2 separate regions of the Homo sapiens genome follow, and region 1 is linked to region 2. The links are chromatin loops, found by intact Hi-C in ENCODE. Cell type or tissue: IMR-90. All regions are shown on one strand. Links, peaks and the distances in the headings refer to the core of each region. The heading gives the core; the rest is flanking DNA.

Region 1 (2,910 bases), core at 253-2,752, 280 kb before region 2:
AGGCTGAGGCAGGAGAATTGCTTAAACCCAAGAGGCAGAGGTTGCAGTGAGCCGAGATCGTGCCATTACATGCCAGCCTGGGTGACAGAGCGAGACTCCATCTCAAAAAAAAAAAAAAAAAAGAACAGCCTCCTGGTCCCAAGGTGGACAGAAAGAGCCACACATACATGCCTCACAACCCCCAGCCACCAAAGACCAATGTTGATGGGGACATTAATATCAGATACCCACCAGCACAGACTAGAGAAAAGCACACTGCACAGTTAAACAGTAATGCACAAACGCATTTTTGTCTGTTTTGGTTTGATAATGGCCATGCAGGGTCTGACCACTGCACTAAAGGACACAACAAAAGGACAGGGCTCTCCACCCCAATCGCTACCCGCTCAGACTGGTGTGGGCCGTCCACGTAACATAGACTCGACCTCCTCACATCCCAGGGCCGGCACCCTCCCTTCACAGTCTCCCTGTAGGAGAGCCTTTGTCATTCCAGGACTCAAATGTCCCCTACATCCTGAGTGTGACCCCATGATGGAACTGGTGGCAGCAGGTGCTGAGTGTGAAGCATCTTAAGCCAGAGTCCTAAATGCTTCTTCTTGTACAGATGCTGCTCCCCCAGTGAGAAGATCTCTACCTGGGACCACGCAACTCCAGACACATTAAGGACTTACGGGTTTTCTGTGGATAAACTTGGAGGCTTACCAATATGCACTACTGATTCTGTGGAAAAGAAGTAGACTGAATACATTGCTTGTTAACTGGGATTTCAAATACCTTGAATTTCGGGCCTTACCACTCAATCACGTGTGTGTTTGCTAGTGACTCCCTTCCATGTTCATAAATGCCTCCTTTCATCTGTCCTGAGCTTTTGCTGCTTGAGCATCATGGAATCAGGGAGGGTCTCTTCACTGTGGCTGGAGCTCTGGACCCATCACCAAGTCCACACTGCCCTATCAACAATCCTGGGTGACTCTATAGCCTGTGCCATTATATAAACCACCCTCAGCCCCTAAGGTCTGTCCACTGTGGCTCTCGGGTCCTTCTCTGCACTTCACCCCCGAACTACTGAGATGAACCCACAGGCAGAGGCCTGCGGTGCTGAGCTATGTCCAGAGACAGCAAGCAGGAGCAGGAGTTCCAGCAGCCCCTGCCTTCCAGGGATCTTTCTCAGTTGTTTTAACATCTGGAATTAAGGAAGTATCATTATTCCTTTATTTTTCACAATGGCAAAGAGAGTATTTAAGATAATATATCAAGACCCAATTTTATCTCTCTAAAATAATTTCTGAAGGGCATTATATCAGGAAGGTTTTAATAGGAAATTCTTTGCTTCATCAGTTCGTTGGAATTCCTGTCCCAGTAGCATTAATGAAGGCTTTCCAAAGGGCGTTCCCAGCTCCAGGGGGCGCTGTCACAAACACAAGATCTAGGGTCTTCAGCGTTGCTTTCTGACTTTTATTTTTTTCTTTCTTTTTAACATTTCTTATAGAAACCAGGTCTCACTATGTTGCCCAGGCTGGAACTCCTGGGCTCAAGTGATCTTCCCAGGGGCTGAGGATAACAGGAGTGGGCCACAACGCCCAGCTGCTTTTTGACTTTTGAAGAGAAAACTACTACTACATTGAAGAAAAAAATCAGAAAGGAATTGTACTGTATTTCCTACAGTTACGGTTTATCTTGTTATCACTCATTTAATGTCTCTGCCTTCCACTGTTCTTGAGGCATCTAAAGAATTTGGCACCCGACTTCTCCAATGAAAAGTCACATTGTGACCACGTGACCATGTCTTTGCAGGTTACTATGGGATCTTCACAGGCATCACTGTTAGTGGCTGCACTGTGTCTGGGTGAGCCGCATGCACCGAGGCCCTTGGGGTGGTCCGAGGGACACCCCAGCCACTCACCCACAGACCTGGCTGCCACAGTTTACACTGTTTCCTGAGGGGAGTCCAGGAGAAGAAGAAAAACTACTCATCCCTTTGAGGCTCTTGATACATTTCACAAAATTGCTTTTCAAAATGGTCACACAATTTACAATGCCAGCATTTAAAAATATACATTATATATTTATATTAACGGTTTTTAAATAAAGCTTATTTGCTTTAATGTGAGTTTTTGAAACTGCTAGTTAAATGATGATGTCTCCTGGATCCTGACTGGCCCCACATGTGGTACGTGGGACCCACAGCATCAGCAGCTCCCAGGAACTGCTTAGAAATGCAGAATCTCAGGCCCCACCTGGGAGCTGCTGAGTCACAAGATCCTGGGTGATTCATCTGCATAACAAAGTTTAAGAAGCACTTCAGGAGGGGACGTCTCCAGGATCCTCACGGTGTCTGGGGAGTGGCCCAAATCCACCGCAGATGGCCCTGAAGATGCCTTTGTACATCAACCATGGGAAAACAGGCCTGAGATTCCTCAGTGCTAATTCAAGAAACGAAAATAGAAAGTCCAAGAAAGAACTTTCCCCATGTTTTCTAGACTGCCGACACTGTGAAGAAGAAAGAAACCACCTTGCGGGCGGCATGTTGGTGGCACGTGTGGCCCTGTCTCTGCCTCTTCCTTGTGGTTGCACAGCCCTGCGTGGCTGTGTGTCAAGCTCCCCCATGTCAGCCTTGGTGACTTCTTCTCATGACAATGTCAGAGTGGCCATCTTCCACCATCTGGGCTAACCCATATTCATTTTTTTTCAAATTAAATCTATTTCATCCAAACCTTAAATTTTTATAGAGGCAAGTGCTTGGCGGGTCTAAGAAGACTTTTCCAAATTATGAATATATGAACACACTGCCCTAGATCATCTGCTGAACGTTTCCTTCCCTACTGCAATATGATGCTTCTCTCATTCAAGTTCTCAGTCAGTTTCAGAGCCTTCTATTCCCCTACTTGTAATTACAACAGTTGGGAGACG
Region 2 (2,910 bases), core at 301-2,800:
TTAGCTGAGGACACACCAAATGTATTAATGAACGTGGATAAGAGCTGGAAGGCAACTATCAGAAGTGGCTGTGGACTAGGATTACAGGCTGTTATTTTCCTGGCCTGAATATTACAGGTCCCACAACTTAAGAAGCTTTAAAGGAGGTTTGTAAAGCATGTATTAAAAAATAAGGCAGGCCCAGTTGGGCAGTGGCTCATGCCTGTAATCCCGTTTTGGGAGGCTGAGATGGGAGGACTGTTTGAGGCCAGGAGTTCAAGACCACCCAGGGCAATATAACAAGACCCGTCTCTACAAAGATTTTTTTAAAAAAATTACTCAGGCATGGTGGCGTGTGCCTGTAATCCCAGTTACTTGGGAGGCTGAGGTGGGAGGATGGCTTCAGCCCAGGAGCTGGAGGCTGTCATGAGCCATGACCGCACCACTGCACTCCAGCCTGGGCAACAGTGAGACCCTGTCTCAGAAACAACCAACCAACCAAAAAAAAGAAAGGCTCAATTAAAAATTAAAATCCTCCCAAACAGCTACCTAAACCATTCACAACTTCTAGCTAATGAAGACTTTGGTTGGGTGGGGTGGTTGCTGAAGGCAGGGAAGAGGCTGGGAGGCTCAGGGCCTCTGTGCTTGTCTGCAGGGGGCCCTCACCTCTTCCTCATGGGAAGCAGGCCGTGGAAGGACAAAGATGCAAAAGAGCTGTTTTGGGGCCTCAGGAAAACTCCTCCATGGATCTCCACGGAGAGAGAGAACCAACAGCAGAAAACCTCCAGAATCCAACCCCAATGCTGGCATCCTGAATCGTTTTTTGTAAACAATTCCTATTCGGATAGGAAAAAAATCTAGAAACATTTAATAACTTATTCTTGAGATGTGGTATTTTACTGTTATTTTGTTTTACAAGATGTGGGGACTTCATTAAATCCCTACATGTATTAAAGTTAGAAATAAACATTAAAACCAAAAAAGTCAATGGTTTTGAATGGTGACAAACCAAACCTCCAATAAGAAATCACTGTGGGCAGCTCACCCACGCAAGGGGCACCTTGTGTATGTGCGAGGAGTGGATGGGGAAGGGCGTCCCCTGGACCTTGCAGACCCAGCTGTGTCTAAAGGACATAACTGATCACTGCCCAAATGTTGTCCACCACCCCCAACTTCCTTCCAGACACATCACATGGCCTGGCTGTGAACCCCCATCAACATCACAACTGTTTTGACACCAGGCTCAGATGGGGAGTTCTCGAACAGCATGGCCTCAGCAATGGAGGTTGTGTCTTGGGTAACCAGAAACCTGAAGCCCGCAGGAATCCTGGAGGGGACTGCTGGTCTGGGAAAACACCATTCAGAACTACTTAACTCTCAAGTAGCCTGACATTTCTCTTCCTGCTACCTTAGCTATAAGCTGATAATCTGAGCAGCTCTGCGGGGATACCAGGCTCCTGCTCAGCTGTGGGTGGGCAGGTGGCTGTGCTGGGTCGCCCCTGCCGCCTACAGGCAGAAAGCGGATGGTGCAAGGTTTCCTTCCAAACGGAAATCGCCCTTCACAGAGCTGAGCCTGGGAATTACCACAAAGAAACCTCACAAAGAAAAGGTGCGCAAGGCAAATGTTCAGAAAACAGACCCCTAAACCCTGAGATGGCACAAGTGAATGTGTTGGGTGGTGAACTGGCCAAATGCTTGTGCTCTGTCACCACAAACGACCCCAGTGGTCTGACATGACCTCAACGGCTTCACAGACCAGGGGTGTGCTTTCCTTCCTCGTGACAATCTCCTAATTTTGCTTTTCAGAGTGGGGGAGGGCGGGGAGAGGGGAGGTGGATGGCAGTTGTCCCTGTTGTCTAGTCTGGAGTACAGTGGTGTGATTTTAACTTACTACAGCCTTGAACTCCTGGGCACAAGCAGTCCTCCCACCACCTCAGCCCTCCAGGTGTATGCCACCACTGTAGGTTAGCATTTTTTGTAGACACGGTTGCGCTGTTTCTCAGGCTGGATCCTAGCTTTTAATGAAATCGTATGACATGTGAACTGTGCAGTTTTGCGTGTGCCACGAGGCAACTTTCTCAGCCGTGCCTTGGGCAAGTCACAGCCTTTTTGGCCTGGATGCCTTAAGGCAGCCCATCTGAAACCACTTCCCATTCCCATTTCTAGAAACCTTCAAGGGTTCCCTATGAATTGTGCACCCACATGGGTTTTCCTGGAGGATCACTAGTTCTCAGAACCATACAAGCACACAGCAAAAGCCTCTCCACACATCACCCTGAAGTGACCCAAATTCCCATTTCTCAATGTGGGACCTATGCTCTCCTGCACTCCAGCAAGATAGCTGTGGATTCCCACCTGATGCTGTTCCTCCTGCTGCCAAGTGCCTGCCTGCCTTTCCAGGTCTCAGCACACCACACAGGTCGCAGTCAGCATCTAAACCCATCCCCCCACCCCAGACCACTATGAATGCACCCTCACATACAGGTAAAGGTAGCAACTCACTAGGTGACTGACAGAAGGGGAAAGGTGACTACATCCCTGACCCAGAGTGCCTCAAATTTCCTAAGTGACTGTCAGGTGCAATTTAATGAAAAGCCTTGGAACAAATACAGCAGGTAAAACATCTACAATCATACCATCCATGAAGGCTGTATTAGAGATTGCTGGCATAAAACTAATTTGAGGGGCCTCTGAAGTGCTGACTCCAGCTCACAGATCAGTCAGCTGAGAGAGGCAGCCTAGATCACTTGGTGAGCAGCAGACCCAGCACTCAAGATTCATGCCTCTGCTGTCCATTTGACAAGGTTTAGTCTCAAGAAAATGCACCAAGGCCCCGAGGCCAACAGCCAGAGCTCCACCAATCAGGGCTGATCACACTGGTGCTCAAGCACTGCGGCCCAGGAACCTGACTGCAGGAGTGCTGGCTCTACA

The links. A loop is a pair of places that touch in the nucleus more often than their neighbours do. Peaks named below come from ENCODE experiments on the same cell type or tissue, not always from the same donor. Only the 100,000 strongest peaks of a DNase experiment are listed, where the experiment ranks them.
Region 1: it touches region 2 in a loop (2.4-fold over the local background); 7 of 110 quality-filtered maps call a loop at or near these places.

What each region holds. Positions count from the first base shown.
Region 1 is chr20:17,653,730-17,656,639 of GRCh38, forward strand. The region is part of intron 3 of RRBP1 (ribosome binding protein 1); the gene reads right to left. Among named protein-coding and RNA genes, the nearest start is that of RRBP1, 27 kb to the right of the region's middle. RefSeq lists an enhancer at 2,115-2,409. In IMR-90, for the core only: a CTCF peak has its summit at 1,399 (motif pointing right); a DNase peak (open chromatin) is centred at 2,272; H3K27ac peaks cover 181 bases.
Region 2 is chr20:17,937,728-17,940,637 of GRCh38, forward strand. No RefSeq gene overlaps it. Among named protein-coding and RNA genes, the nearest start is that of SNORD17, 24 kb to the right of the region's middle. RefSeq lists enhancers at 985-1,578, 1,211-1,340, 2,581-2,670, 2,701-2,790, 2,766-2,910. In IMR-90, for the core only: a CTCF peak has its summit at 1,488; a DNase peak (open chromatin) is centred at 1,364; H3K27ac peaks cover 422 bases.